Regions from separate parts of the Homo sapiens genome. Here region 1 is linked to region 2. The links are chromatin loops, found by intact Hi-C in ENCODE. Cell type or tissue: chondrocyte. All regions are shown on one strand.

Region 1 (8,000 bases), 64 kb before region 2:
CCTAGAGATCTTTAGAACCAGTAACCTTTAAATTCTACATCTAAGAGTTTGTTGCAAATAGTTCAAAAGAAAAAAGAAATAGGCATGAAGAAATTTCTTCCATCGTTATCTATACTAGCCAAATATCAAAATGTGTAGCATTTGGAAAATAATGTAATGGTTTCTGGTTTAATAAAGATGATGACATTTTATGCAAAAAATTAAAATAATTGTGAAAGCAGATAGTATAGTTACATAAGAATGCTTAAAATGTAATAATAAGTGAAAAATCATGGACTATAAAAGTATATATAACCAATAATTATAATTAAAGAAATGTGTCTGCAAGTAACAGGGATCAGGAGATAATACATAAATTAAAAACAATTATGTTAAAGTAGTAGATTGGGGTGATTATATGTACAGTCAGCCCTTTCTGTATTTGTGAATTCAAATGATCACAGATTGAAAATATTTTGGGGAGAAAATGGTGTCTGCACTAAACATATACAGACTTTTTTTTCTTGTCATTGTTTCCTAAACCATACGGTGTAACAACTATTTAGATCGCATTTATATTGCATTAGGTATTATAAGTAAACTAGAGATGATTTAAAGTATAAGATGTGCATAGATTATATTCAAATGCTACACCATTTTATATCAGGAACTTGAGCATCCACAGATTTTGGTGTCTGTAGGAGACCCTCAAACCAATCCTCCACAATACTGAGGGACAACTGTATATATAATATATTGCCTTTCCAAATTAAAGTGTTTAAAAAATATAGACTGAGAGGGATTTGGGGCCACTGTTTATCCATGCCATAAATTTTGCACGAGCCTATGTGACATCAATGTTTGACTTACCAACAAGCCATTCATTATATCTTATTTCCACTTTGATGGTTCTCTTGACATTTGACTTTCTCTGGTTTGAGCAATTCACTGCTTGTCAGGCATGGGCCTGGCATGCTGACCTTGTACTAATCCTGGTGTTGGATTGATAACAGACACTAAGATTCTGAATCTCAACAGGCCCATTAGGGAATTCACTGCAAATTTACGCAGATTAAATCCCCTGGAGTTTTACCACTGAGGAAGACTCAGTGGCTCTCCAGGATATTTATGGATATTATCTGTTTCTTAATAAGTACTGTTCCATTATTATTCCAAATATGTCTCTAGTTAAAATTAGGAGGGAAATAAACAAGTCTAATTTTTATGGTATCATCTGGTCACAGGCCAATGGAGAAGCAGTTAAGTCCTTTATTGCTAATCTATGCTTAGAACTGACATATCTCTTATTTGAAAACGTTGCATTTCTGAATAAATGGTTTGCCCTAGACAGTTTTTGGGTCATAGGAGAGTAAGTGACTTAGTTGTTGGGGCATCAGAATGGTTATTAATGATCACCCCCTTCTGATGTCTATATCATCAGTGTATTATCTTTGTGTATACATGAGGTTTATGTACATGCAAAAGTCACCCACATACGTGGGAGCAATAATGAAATCCACATAAAAAATTAGACTCAATCAACGGTCTTTAGCTGCACTTTCCCCGTGGTTTCACATGAGACCCCGTCTACACGTATAAGGAATCAGGATAGCCATTGCGTCCAAATCTAGTTCCAGATCCGATTTAATCGATAGAAGTGCTGGCTCAGTCTTTACCCAAATGTGGGGTTTTCAGTTTTGCCTGCTTTATTTTTAACACTGTTATTATAGTCAATAAATGAAAATGAAATCTTTGGAAGCAATAAAGGCTTTCATGTCTATTTCGATCCTTCCTGGATGAGGAAGCTTAACATTAAAGCTTATCTGACTACGTCTTCCATTCATAGCCTACCCTCATATCTCCTATGTTCTTTATTGTGGTTGGCATGTGGACTAACGCTTAGAAGTGCCAAACCATTTATGCCTCTAGTTTTCACAATCACCAAGGGCTCTGTGTAAACCCAATTAGAAGCCCTGAGAGAAAGAGAATGAATAAAACTCAGGGCAAAGATTCAATATCATGGACCCCAACTGAGTGATTGGATGGCAACTGATATGTGTACTCAACGTCTGCCAATCACAGGATAAAATGTTTCTAAATGGTAAATATTGTTACTTTAAAGAGTGATTCTTAAACCTTATGGATGGAGCTGAAGACCATTATTCTCAGTAAACTAACAAAGGAACAGAAAACCAAATACCCCATGTTCTCACTTTCAAGGGAGAGCTAAAGGATGAGAACACATAGACATATAGAAGGGAGCAACACACACTGGGGCCTAATGGAGGGTGGAGGATAGGAGGAGGGAGAGGATCAGGAAAAACAAATAATGGGTACTGGGCTTAATACCTGGGTGATGAAATAATCTGTACAACAAACCCCCATGACACAAGTTTACCTATATAGCAAACCCGTACATGTACCCATGAACTTCCAACAAAAGTTTTTTAAAAAGAATTATATGGCTGGGTGTGGTGGCTCACAGCTCTAATCCCAGCACTTTGGGAAGCCGAGGTGGGTGGATCACCTGAGGTCAGGAGTTCAAGACCAGCCTGGCCAACATGGCAAAACCCAGTCTCTACTACAAATACAAAAATTAGCCAGGCGTGGTGGTGGGTGCCTGTAATCCCAGCTACTCGGGAGGCTAAGGCAGGAAAATTGCTTGAACCCAGGAAGCAGAGGTTACAGTAAGCCGAGATCTCACCACTGCATTCCAGCCTGGGCTACAAGAGCAAAACTCTAACAACAACAACAACCAAAAAAAAAAAACAAACAAACAAAAAACCTAAAACCATAAAAACCCTAGAAGAAAACCTAGGCAATACCACTCAGGACATAGGCATGGGCAAGGACTTCATGTCTAAAACACCAAAAGCAATGGCAACAAAAGCCAAAATTGACAAATGGGATCTAATTAAACTAAAGAGCTTCTGCACAGCAAAAGAAACTACCATCAGAGTGAACGGGCAACCTACAGAATGGGAGAAAATTTTTGCAATCTACTCATCTGACAAAGGGCTAATATCCAGAATCTACAATGAACTCAAACAAATTTACAAGAAAAAAACAAACAACCCCATCAAAAAGTGGGTGAAGCATATGAACAGACACTTCTCAAAAGAAGACATTTATGCAGTCAAAAGATACATGAAAAAATGCTCATCATCACTGGCCATCAGAGAAATGCAAATCAAAACCACAATGAGATACCATCTCACACCAGTTAGAATGGCAATCATTAAAAAGTCAGGAAACAACAGGTGCTGCAGAGGATGTGGAGAAATAGGAACACTTACACTGTTGGTGGGACTGTAAACTAGTTCAACCATTGTGGAAGTCAGTGTGGCGATTCCTCAGGGATCTAGAACTAGAAATACCATTTGAGCCAGCCATCCCATTACTGGGTATATACCCAAAGGATTATAAATCATGCTGCCATAAAGACACATGCACACGTGTGTTTATTGCAGCACTATTCACAATAGCAAAGACTTGGAACCAACCTAAATGTCCAACAATGATAGACTGGATTAAGAAAATGTGGCACATATACAACATGGAATACTATGCAGCCATAAAAAATGATGAATTCATATCCTTTGTAGGGACATGGATGAAGCTGGAAACCATCATTCTCAGCAAACTATCGCAAGGACAAAAAACCAAACACCACATGTTCTTACTCATAGGTGGGAATTGAACAATGAGATCACATGGACACAGGAAGGGGAACATCACACTCTGGGGACTGTTGTGGGGTGGGGGGAGGGGGGAGGGATAGCATTAGGAGATATACCTAATGTTAAATGACGAGTTAATGGGTACAGCACACCAACATGGCACATGTACACATATGTAATAAACCTGCACGTTGTGCACGTGTACCCTAAAACTTAAAGTATAATTAAATATATATATATATAATGTAAAGGGAGCAAATGCCTGCTTTAAGAATTTTCACTTAAAAGTTATAAAATATTATAAAATTATGTACATGGAGATTCAATTTAGAACACTAGATAAAAAGTATAAGTTTCAATAAAAAAAACCCTTAATGTGTATTAGAATCACCCAGAAAGGATGTAGAAATGCCCCACAGGAGGTGAAAATTAGGTGTCTGTATTTTCTTGCCAAGTGATTCTATTGGATGCAAAATGTCAAAAGCATCTCCATAGGCAAGGGCAATAGAGCAGGAGTGTTTAATCATTTTTATATCCCACCACCTGGAGTTTAAAAGCTGCTCAGTTGTTCTTTGTTGAATCGATGACTAGAAGGGAGAATGAATGAATGAACAAATGGGTGAATACATGGGAAGGGGGTTGTCAATGGCACCCAGTTCTTCCTAACTTGATTAGAAAGTTAGTAATTTACAGACTAGCCCAGCTCATCCCCAACTGTGATTTCTGCCTTTGAAGTCTCAATTTGATTAAAACACGTTTAGCAAGGAACAATAACTTTCTGAAATTCTGGAGATTATGCAGCTCCAAGAAGCTCTGTGGGGAACAAGCAATTCCAGCAACCAAGACAGGTCTTTGTGAACCTGGAGAGGCTGCTTTGCAAGCCTGTATCGAGGCCAAACATCTGACTTCTCTTAATTACATTCTGTCCTTGTTTCATTCCTTCTCATCTCCTGCTTCTGGGTCCTTAGTTTTCCCCAAACTGGCAGGGTTGAATGATCTCAAAAATTAGGCTGGGCCTGCTCCCACGGTGCTGGGGCCTGAGGCATGGACGAGTCTCCTTCACCATGAACAATGGAAAAAAAGTGTAGGTCATTTTCTCTCCCACCCTAAACTTCTGTCGCAAAGTGATTTTGCCCAGTACCTTCTGCAGGGTAATGATGCTGTTTCATTAGTAAAAGAGGAAGGAGCACTGACTCTGGGGTGTGACCTACCTGTGTTTAAATCACAGCCTTGCCCCTTTCCAGATGAGAAAACCACCTGTCTTCCAAGATGTCTATGAGGGTTTATAGCAGCTAAAGAAGTAACATCATGTAAAGATTAAAGCAAAGATCCTGGCGCCCTCCTGCATAGGTACCAATTGTACCAATCTCAGATCTCCCACTTAGCTGGATAATCCTGGACACCTTACTTAACTGACCTGTGACTCAGTTTCCTCATATGTAAATAGGAATGAATAATTATAACTCCATGCCATTTAGTCATTGTGAGGGGCAAATGAAATTAATATAAGGACCAAACTCCGACCATTTTCTTCTCTTGCCCAAAGCCCTATCTAAGGGACCTGAAGAGTCACATCCTACAGACAATAAAGTCTTGTCAGAGGGGTTTTATTCCATGCTATATAACATGGCTTAGTTTCCAACTTTGGCAGAACATCACATGACAGATAAAGGAGGAAGTCAAAATATTTTACCTCCAAATATGTTTCTTTGCCGTATTTTTAAATGGCCTGCAAAGCCATTCTTGTTGGGGAAAAATGCATCTTATATATATATTCTCTATTAACATAACAAGATCTTTCCCCATTCCAGGCCCTCCCAATCTTGAAGAGACTATCTGAGAATCCAGCATCTTTTAGAGGTCTGAATAGAAACACTGAGGCTTCATGCACATAAGAACCCTAGTCTCCACAACTCCTTCTCTTAACCCAGAAAGTCCTTTCTCTTGATTCCAGGCATTTCTATAATAATTTAACTCTTTCAACCAATTGCAAATCAGAAAATCTTTGGACTTTGACTCTACCTTTTACTTGTGCCCCACCCTCTACCCCACTTCGGGTTATCCCGCCCTATCAGACTGCACCAATGCATGCCTCACAGGTATTGATTGATGTCTTTTGTCTCCCTAAAACATGTAAAACCAGGCTGTAGCCCAACCACCTTGGGCACATGTTCTTGTTCTCAGGACCTCCTGGGGGGCTGTGTCCTGGGTCATGGCCCTCACATTTGGCTCAGAATAGATTTCTTCGAATATTTTACAGAGTTTGGCTCTCTTCATGGATAAATACATACAAGGACTGAGATGATTTTGTGACATGTAGTTATCCTTCTCGTGTTACTTATTATGACAAATATCTATAACAATCATGGTAGCTGTTGAACTACTTCCATGTGGAGAAATGGAAAACTGTCCCATCCTCTCAAACGAGGTTTTCAGATGCTCTGCAGTTCCTCTCCCCTCTATTTTTACTTTGCATTTATCTCTTTAATTGGGCTGAGGCTGCTGGTTGTAATGGGTGTTGCTGAGTCATCTGAGGACACAGGGACCTATGTCAGGAAGAATTGCTGGCAGGGAAGCCATCGAAAGACAGATTAGACATCTCCAAGGCAGGAGTGAGTCATCTGGTGGTCTGTGCCTTGTACCAACACACCGGAGCCGAGGAGAAGCACGGATGGCTCTGAGACATCTTCAATTTCATCTGCAGCATGGCTAATTCTCAGTTTAATAAAACTAGCCTGCTCTGTGGATGCACAGGCTAAACATTGCCTGAACTATCACTTAGCAAACATTTCTTACCTCTCCCACTCCTTCTTTCTTTGCCTCTCTCTCCCTTTACTCCTCCCTTTTTTCTCTCTCTTCCTTTCTCTTCTCTCTCCTTACTTTTTGACTCTATTTTTTTTCTTTTTTTTTGGGATGGAGTCTTGCTCTGTTGCCCAGGCTGGAGTGCAGTGGTGTGGATCTCAGCTCACTGCCACCTCCACCTCCTGGGTTCAAGTGATTCTCCTGCCTCAGCCTCCAGAGTAGCTGGGATTATAGGTACCTACCACCATGCCTGGCTGATTTGTGTATTTTTAGTAGAAATGGGGTTTTGCCATGTTGGCCAGGCTGGTCTCAAACTCCTAACCTCGAGTGATTCACCTACCTTGGCCTCCTAAAGTGCCGGGATTACAGGCATGAGCCATCATGCCTGGCCTTCTTTTCTCTTCTTTATCCTTTATTATTACCACCTCCTTCTCCTTTTTTCCCCCTCTAATTTCTCCCTCATATATCTCTATCCCTTTTTCCTTCCCCACACTATTTGTCTTTCTTTCTTCTTGTTCTCATCTTCATCTTCTCCCTTCTCTTAGGAGAACTGGACAACCAACTTTAAGTCTTCTTTTTTTTTTTTTTTTTTCTGAGACAGAGTCTCATTTTGTTGCCCAGGCTAGAGTGCAGTGGCGCGAACTCGACTCACTGCAAACTCCGCCTCCTGGGTTCAAGTAATTCTCCTGCCTCAGCCTCCTGAGTAGCTGGGACTACAGGCACCCACCACCACACCTGGCTAATTTTTGTATTTTTTAGTAGAGAAGGGGTTTCACCATATTGGCCAGGCTGGTCTCGAACTCCTGACCTCGTGATCCACCCTCCTCGGCCTCTCAAAGTGCTGGGATTACAGGTGTGAGCCACTGCACCCAGCCTTCTCTGCCCTTCTTATCTGTCTCCAGACAGTCTAGACTAGGTGCCATCAAACTTGTTCTGTAAAAGGCCAGATAATAAACATACTGGCCTTTGCAGGCCTTATGGTTTCTGTTGCAATGACTAGGCTTTACATGTGATTGGGTTTCAATAAAACTTCATTTTCAAAACCAGGCAGTAACCGGGATTTGGGTCATGGGTTTTGATAAATGCTAAGGGAAATACTATTTTTTCTTGGTCGCCCTCTTCATCATAAACCAGCAGACTAAAGAACAGATTTCAGCCTCATGGTACTAATTTCTGGGCCCCTGAAGGTACAGTCCCTCTCTCCCAGGTTCTTGATTAAAGAGACTGAATCCCATATTCCAGAACCCTCCCTAGATCTGGTGGACATGGAAGAACCATGAGTTCTGACTTATGTTGCTGACTATTATGTGGGAACGCCTGAATTCCTGTCTGAGTTTAGAGAATTTGGAAAACAAACCTTGGTTGATAAGATATATGAAACATACATACACACACACACACACACACACACACACACACACACAAACACATAAATAAATTAAGGAGGACGCTTTTGAGTGTTTAAATTCTTAGGACTGCAGCAGCAAGTTTAGCAAAGAACACAGTAGGAGCTCGATCCAGTTTGGCAAAGGGTCTGGC
Region 2 (8,000 bases):
TGGTCTGTTTCACACAATTATGAATCATGATGAATTATGAATCATGAATCATGGGATGTACACTTGCCCTTCCTTGGTGGGCCCCACCTCTTCCTCATCTCCAGGAGAGTGGAGGCTGGGGGACTGCTTATCAAAAAAAAACTTCATCCCAGGGAGCCACAGTGGGGACACTGGAGAAAGCAAGGGCCTTTTTAGGAGGGGCATATTTATTTATTCCATGATGTATTCAGGATTTCAACTTCAAAGAGGCTGACATTTGTGACCTCACTGATAAAATTTTCTCCAAACCAAAACAGGCCTTCACAATACATTTAGCAATCACATATTATATCTTTAAAATCCTGATCTCAAGGACTGAGATCTGGGCACTTGCATCTTGTGTGATAATAGCTGAGACTGGAGTTTGAAACGAGGAAGTAAAAATCTCTCTTCCTAGTCATGAAACAAACATTGGTGTGTCATGCTGTGCCCTTGTAACTGAGGGTGCAAATATTAATAAGTCACATTCCCTATATGTAGGTGGCTCAGAAGCCAGGGAGAAGACAAACTATACACTGTAAAGACAGGTGATGAGGGTAGAGAGAGATACACCCAGGTACTGTGGAAGTAGGAAGAGCTAACCCAGCTTGGGGACGCAGGAGCTACACTTAAAGGATGAGTAAGAATTAGGTAAAAGAAACAGATCAGAAAAGACTCAGAAAACAAATAAAGTTTCCAACAGCAGGCCTTTTTCTTCTGTGAGTCTCCTGTGAGGTGGTGTTTTTGCTTATGTTTGCATTAGGAAATACCAGGATCAGGGCCTTGGAGGTGGCCATGGAGGTTTCTGTGTCCCCAGAGGGTTTGTAGATTAAGGGGACCTCATAATGGACAATGCCAGCTCTTTCTTCAATCATAACAAAAGGAGAAATGACACAGATGCAGTGCCTGCTGGCTGTTGCTGAGCTGAGAAACTGCCAGAAGTTCCATTTGCACCTGGATTGTATCAGAAAGTAACATGCAAGGTGTGTGTTCACTCCCAAATGGAGAGACGTTTTTAACCTTCTTGAGAAGCATAGATCTGGGATCTATAAAAGAGATGGAAGAAGAATGTGTGGGGGGAAGGAAAGGGACAGCCAGAAAAGTGGAAACTAAATAATTATTTTTAAAAAGACTAAAGGAAGCCGGACACAGTGGCTCACATCTATAATCCCAGTGACTCAGGAGGCCAAGGCATGAGGATCACTTAAGGCCAGGAGCTTGAGACCAGGCTGAGTAACATAGCAAGACTCTTGTCTCTAAAAAAAAAAATTAATTAAAACATGAGCCAGACATGGTGGCACAGGCCTGTAGTCTCAGCTATTCAGGAGGTTGAGGTGAGAAGAACACTTGAGCCTAGGAGTTCAAGAATGCAGTGAGCCGTGATCACACCACTGCACTCCAGCCTGGGGGACAGAGCAAGACCCTGTCATTATATAAAAAAAATTAATGTTTTATATATTTTTAACACATAAAAATATATAATGTTTTATATATTTTTAACACATAAAAATATATGTTTTATATATTTTTAACACATAAAAATATATGTTTTATATTTTTTAACAAAAATATGTAATGTTTTATATATTTTTAACACATAAAAATATATAATGTTTTATACATTTTTAACATATAAAAACATACGTTTTATACATTTCTAACATAACAGTAGGGGCATATTTATTTATTCCATGATGTATTCAGGATTTCAACTTCAAAGAGGCTGACATTTGTGACCTCATTGATAAAATTTTCTCCAAACCAAAACAGGCCTTATTTTTATATGTTTTATATATATATAAAAATATATATGTTATATATGTTTAACATGAAAATATATGGTTTATATATTTTTAATATATAAAAATATATTGGTTTCTATATGTTAATATATGAAAATGTTTTATATATTTTAACATATAAATATATATTTTATATATAAACTTGTACATTAACTATATATTTTATCTATAAACATATAGTTTATATATAAAAATAGTTTATATATAAAATATGTAAAAATATATGTTTTATATATCTCAATATATAAAAATGTATAATGTTTATATATTTCTATTTTCATTTATTTATTTATTTTTGAGTCAGAGTCTCACTCTGTTGCCTAGGCTGGAGTGTAGTGGCTCGATCTCGACTTATTGCAACCTCCACCTCCCAGATTCAAGTGATTCTCATGCTTCAGCCTCCTGAGTAGCTGGGATCACAGGCGCCCACCACCATAGCTGGCTAATTTTTGTACTTTTAAGAAAGACAGGGTTTAGCCATGTTGCCTAGGCTGGTCTTCAACTCCTGACCTCAAGTAATCTGCCCAGCTTGGCCTCCCAAAGTGCTGAGATTATAGATGTGAATCACTGTGTCCAACCATATGTATTTTTAATATATAAAAATACGATGTTTTATATTTTTAATGTATAAAATATGATGTTTTACATATTTTAATGTATAAAAATATATGATCTTTTATATTTTTAATATATAAAAACATATGGTGTTTTATATATTTAATACATAAAATATATGTTTTATAATATTTTAAATATATAAAATACACTGTTTTATAATATTTTAAATATATAAAATACACTGTTTTATAATATTTTAAATATATAAAATACACTGTTTTATATATTTAAATATATAAAATACACTGTTTTATATATTTAAATATATAAAATACACTGTTTTATATATTTAAATATATAAAATACACTGTTTTATATATTTAAATATATAAAATACACTGTTTTATATATTTAAATATATAAAATACACTGTTTTATATATTTAAATATATAAAATACACTGTTTTATATATTTAAATATATAAAATACACTGTTTTATATATTTAAATATATAAAATACACTGTTTTATATATTTAAATATATAAAATACACTGTTTTATATATTTAAATATATAAAATACACTGTTTTATATATTTAAATATATAAAATATACTGTTTTATATATTTAAATATATAAAATACACTGTTTTATATATTTAAATATATAAAATATACTGTTTTATATATTTAAATATATAAAATATATAATTTCTATATATTTATATATAATGTTTTATATTTTAATATATTAAGATATGTTTTATATTTATTTTAATATACAAAAATGTTTTCTATATTAAAAATATAAAGATATTTTTTGAATATGTATGTTCAAAAATAAATAAATGAATAAATTAAATTAAACTAGAAAGACTGAAGGGGAGGATTGATTCAACCTAAGGGTTAAAAACATGTCTGTGGAGTCAGTTGGACCACTGTTTGAGTCCTACCTCTTCCATTTCCTAGCTAGATGGCTTTGAACATGTTTCATAATCTTCCCATAACTCGGTTTTATCATATTTACAATGGGCAAAACTACTCACCTCATATTGCTGGTGGAATTAAATGAATGCAAGTGTGGCACATCTCTAGGAATTTATCTAAGTCTTTTTTAAATTGATTATTGTATTATACCTACTATAACGACGTGTATTTTCTATGACATTTTGTGATTCAAGTACACATATTGTTACTATCGATGATCCATGCTATTTCAAAGGGTTGGGCACGTTCAGGTGACAGCATTCCTGCCACTCACTTGATTTTGACGAACTTCCGACATGGCACGGTGTTCCTCACACACGTCTCGGTCAGGGGGTCTATGTCTTCCACGATGACGAATGGGGCCTCCTCCAGGGTGACGATGCTGAGATGGTTGTCATCCGGCTCACAGTCGGAGAAGGACTTGTACCTGGGCCACACGGCGTGCCTCAGGCTCAGCGTATGGTTCTCCCACTTGCCCACCTGCAGCACAAACACAAAGACACAGCTGTGCTTTCTTCCGCCGCTGATTTCTGGAGAGGCAAATCCTTTCCCTGCCAGAGACATCCATCCGTCTCAAGGGCCTTTCTGCCACATATCTCAACATATGCATCTACTTCTGTGCTAAGACAAACGGGCATAAAGAGAAAACAGAATATAGGGCAGTTCTCCATCCCAGCCGCCCTCATCCCCAGAGGAATCAACCTGCATCTCTGGAGGCAGTGCCCAGGCACTGATACCTTTACAGCCCCGCAGGTGGTTCTAATGTTCTGCCAGAGTTCAGGACCACGGATGGCAAGGAAACAGCATAGACTTTTAGAATCAGAGAGGTCTGGGTTTGATTCTCCCACTGTACCACTTACTAGCTGTACTAGGCAAGCTCTTAATCCTAAGATCTTCTGTTTTCTCATCTGTATAATGAACACAATTCCCCCTACTTCCTAAGGATGCCATGGGAATTCAATAAAGCAATGCATGAAAGGCAAAAGCACAACATAGGTACTCCATATTGTTTCTAAGTATAAAGGAGAGAAAGTGAAAAGGAGAAAGAAGAAAAAGGTGCTAAGATGAAGGAAAAGAGAAAAAGGGAGAGGAAGATGAAGCTAGAGAGTGAAAAGAAGAGGAGTGGGGGTTGAGACAACACAGAGAAGAGATGGAGCAGGTGGGGAAATTAAAAGCATCATTTTGACCCCAGATACAGTTCTATTTAAGTTGCAAATTAAGGTGAACTTTTATTAATCCTGCACAGAGGGGAGACTGTCACTGCTTAGCGTACATCAAGACCTGTCAAAATAGAATCGATTGTATTCCCTCGGAGCAGCAGTCGGCATCTTAGTGCAATCAAATTGAAGGCTGTATATTTTGAACCTTAATTTTATTTGACAGCTTATTGGCGCTATTCACATACACGCTGGGAGGAAGCTGCCCCCGCACCGCTCTTTCTCCCTTCTCCTCCTGCTCCCACACGCCATTGCTTGACACCACAGGTCACCGCTTTATTTGTAATACCAACCTCGAGGAAAACACCTCGTGTGAAAAGCTAAGTGCCAAATCCAGGCTTGTCTGTGTTGACCAGACCCACTCACCTCTCCTCCTGTAATGTTTAAGTGTCACCAGAAATGAATCTCAAACCCTTAAAGAGAATTCAAACATGCCGGACACCAGGAGAGGTGACAGGGTGGGAGGAGAGAAAAGAATCAGTGCTCTCTAAGATTACCTCATCATATGGGCTGGAAAATTTTTGCTGGCTATAAAGAAACATTTCCTGTGGCTAATTACAAAATTGTCCAGCATTGCTGATACATTTCTTTTTAAGATAGGATGGCGAGTAGAGCAATTTGGTTAAACACACACACACATGTTCATTTATTCACGCTATGATATGTAACAGGCTGGGGAGAATGCTGAGCGCATCAAATTCTTCATTCATTCGACATAGATTTATTGAAGACCTACGATGTCCCAGTGCCAGCCTAGGAATAATGATGGCTAAAACAGAATGACTCTTGCCTTCTTGGAACTGTCAGTCAGTTGTACGACATAGATCAAACCAAAAATACTGAAATATGCAAATAGATAAAGAAATATACAAGTGTTTCCTTTTGGAACATGTTATACCAATCCCTTTTCTTTCCATTTGCCTTGGAAGACTCAAACACAACCTTCGAGAGAGGGTGGGTAGTTCAGTGGGTAAGAGAATGGCTTTTGAAGTCAAACAGAACTAAGTGTAAATCCTGGCTTCATCCACTAGCTGAGTAGCCTTGGGAAAGTCATTCAACCTCTCTGAGCTTCACTTTCTCCATTTGTAAAATGAAGAGAGCAACAGGGTATGACCTTGAAGACTGCAGTAAGGTTTGAATGAGCCAAAAAGTACCAAAAATATAGAGCACAAAACCTGACATGGCATGTAACACATATGGTGGCTGCTATTATTTTACTATTGTTGTTAACATTTAAAACATAACTGAACTGTCACCTTACCTGTAAAATCATTCCTGCTTTCCCTAGTAATATAGAACTTTGCGCATATCTCCACCGTAGCATTTTATATTATAACCTCAATGACATAACTTTTGAGCACTCCTGTACAGTCAGGAAATGTGCCAATATCACCACTTAGTTTAATTCCTACAAACTCTACATGGTAAGCATTATTATTCCAACTTCGTAGTTCAGGAAACTGAAACACAGAGAGGTTATGTGACTTGCACAAACTCACACAGCAATAAGTGGTGGAACCAGAGTTATAACGTGGGGCTTTCTGAACCCAAAGGTGCTTTCTCGCTATGTACAGTGTTTCTGTGAATTGAGCTACAGTAACCACGTTATAGCTCCAACACTCTTCCTTCCTTGCAGACATGTTTCCTAAAGTCCCAAGATAATGTAAATTAAGGCAAAGACTAGCAGAATCTTTGGTGATGTCATTGACCACATCACAACCCCCACACCATGGGAGTCAGGCAAAAGTTTCAGTCCAACGCTCGCTCATGGAGAGAAAAGTTGCAAAGGTTTATGAGCCCCCAGAGTGCAATAACTTCCTAAATCTTCTCCAAGTTCTACTCCCTGTTCCTGACACATCCAAGTATCCATGGGTCAGCCAAGGAGGTTGAAGATGAGTGGTAGGTAGAGAGAACTCGATCAGGAGCTGAAGCTGCTGTGTCAACACTGCCCTAGGTCCCAAGAGCTCTTACCTTCTTTTCTCATCTGATAGACCCTTCGGCACCCCACTGCAAACACCAAAAATCTCAACTACTAAATCGTATATACCAGATAAAGGAGAACAGACATTCTTCACTTTCCCTGCCTATATTCCTATTTACAAGGGACTATAACTGAGGCCAGTGTTTGTAGACAGGTTTAGCAGAGTCATTCATTCCATAAATATGTGTTGAGTGGTTACTAGGTTCCAAGCACTGTGCTAGACACTGAGAATACTGTAATGGAAGTGATAAAATGTTTGCTTGCATGAAATTTTTGTGCTAATTGAGAAGACACATGAGTCAAATGATTACACAAAAACATATGTTCATACAAATTGGGAGGAAGAAATGAAACATGGGTCTAAGAGAGCATATAGGAGAAAAGATATCAGAGACATCTTCCCTGAGGAGGTGACACTTAAGCTGAAATTGGAAATTCAGGATGAGTTGCATCGTGGCAGTTGTGGGAAGGAATTGTGGAGGAGCAGAGAAGGAAAGAGCACTCCAGATAGGTGGAGACCAGAAAATGCAAAGCCTTGTAGGCTCTATTAAGAAGTTGGGATTTACCTTAAGGGTTTGCTACAGACTGAATATTTGCGTCCCTCCAAAATTCATAGGTTGAAATCCTAACCCCTAATGTGGTGGTGTTAGGAGGAGGGGTCTTTGGGAGCTGATTAGGTCATGAAGGTGGAGCCCTCATGAATGGGGTTAGTGCTTTTATGAAAGAGGCCCCAGAGAGACCCATTGCCTTTTCCACCATATCAGTATGCAACAAGAAGATTGCTGTCTATGAACCAGGAAGCAGCTCTCACCAGACGCTAAATCTGCTGGCACCTTGATTTGGACTTCCCAGTCTCCAGAAGCATGAGAAACAAGTTTCTGTGGTTTATAAGCCACCCAGTCTATGGTATTCTGTTACAGCAACCCAAATGGACTAAGAGTCAATCAAGTTCAATGGCCAGAATGGAAAAAGATTTATAGAAGTCACCATGGATATATGTCCATATATAACCTGCCTGAAGATGGAAGCTTCTTTGCCTACTCCAATTTTTTTTTAATTATGGAAATGTTCAAATGTATTTAAGAGTAGAATCATATAATGAACCTCCGTATTCCCAATGTCCAGCTTCAATAATTAGTACTCATGACCAATCTTGTTTCATTTATACTCCCACTCACTCCTTCTATATTACAGCAAAAAAACCCATTATATAATTTATTCATAAATCCTTAATTTGATTTAAATATCTAAACATCATTTGCTTCACAATATTATACCTCAATAATCTACAATAATCTATGTGTTTATGTATATGTTTTACTTATGAGACTATGATTTCCCAGTCTACCAGGAATTTTATATGCGTAATGATTGGTTTCTATGTCCACAGCTTCTAACTCAGGGCATGCCACATGGAGGGACTTAATGGGTAGTTTT

The links. Peaks named below come from ENCODE experiments on the same cell type or tissue, not always from the same donor. Only the 100,000 strongest peaks of a DNase experiment are listed, where the experiment ranks them.
Region 1: a loop joins it to region 2, with 3 times the contacts of the local background. A loop is called at or near these places in 3 of 110 quality-filtered maps.

What each region holds. Positions count from the first base shown.
Region 1 is chr16:9,781,706-9,789,705 of GRCh38, forward strand. All of the region lies in intron 11 of GRIN2A (glutamate ionotropic receptor NMDA type subunit 2A), which reads right to left. Among named protein-coding and RNA genes, the nearest start is that of LINC01195, 330 kb to the left of the region's middle. In chondrocyte, no CTCF peak of the experiment used is centred here; no DNase peak of the experiment used is centred here.
Region 2 is chr16:9,846,117-9,854,116 of GRCh38, forward strand. It overlaps GRIN2A (glutamate ionotropic receptor NMDA type subunit 2A), which reads right to left. Exons shown (of 13, transcript NM_001134407.3): 5 at 3,640-3,845. Among named protein-coding and RNA genes, the nearest start is that of GRIN2A, 330 kb to the right of the region's middle. In chondrocyte, no CTCF peak of the experiment used is centred here; a DNase peak (open chromatin) is centred at 3,752.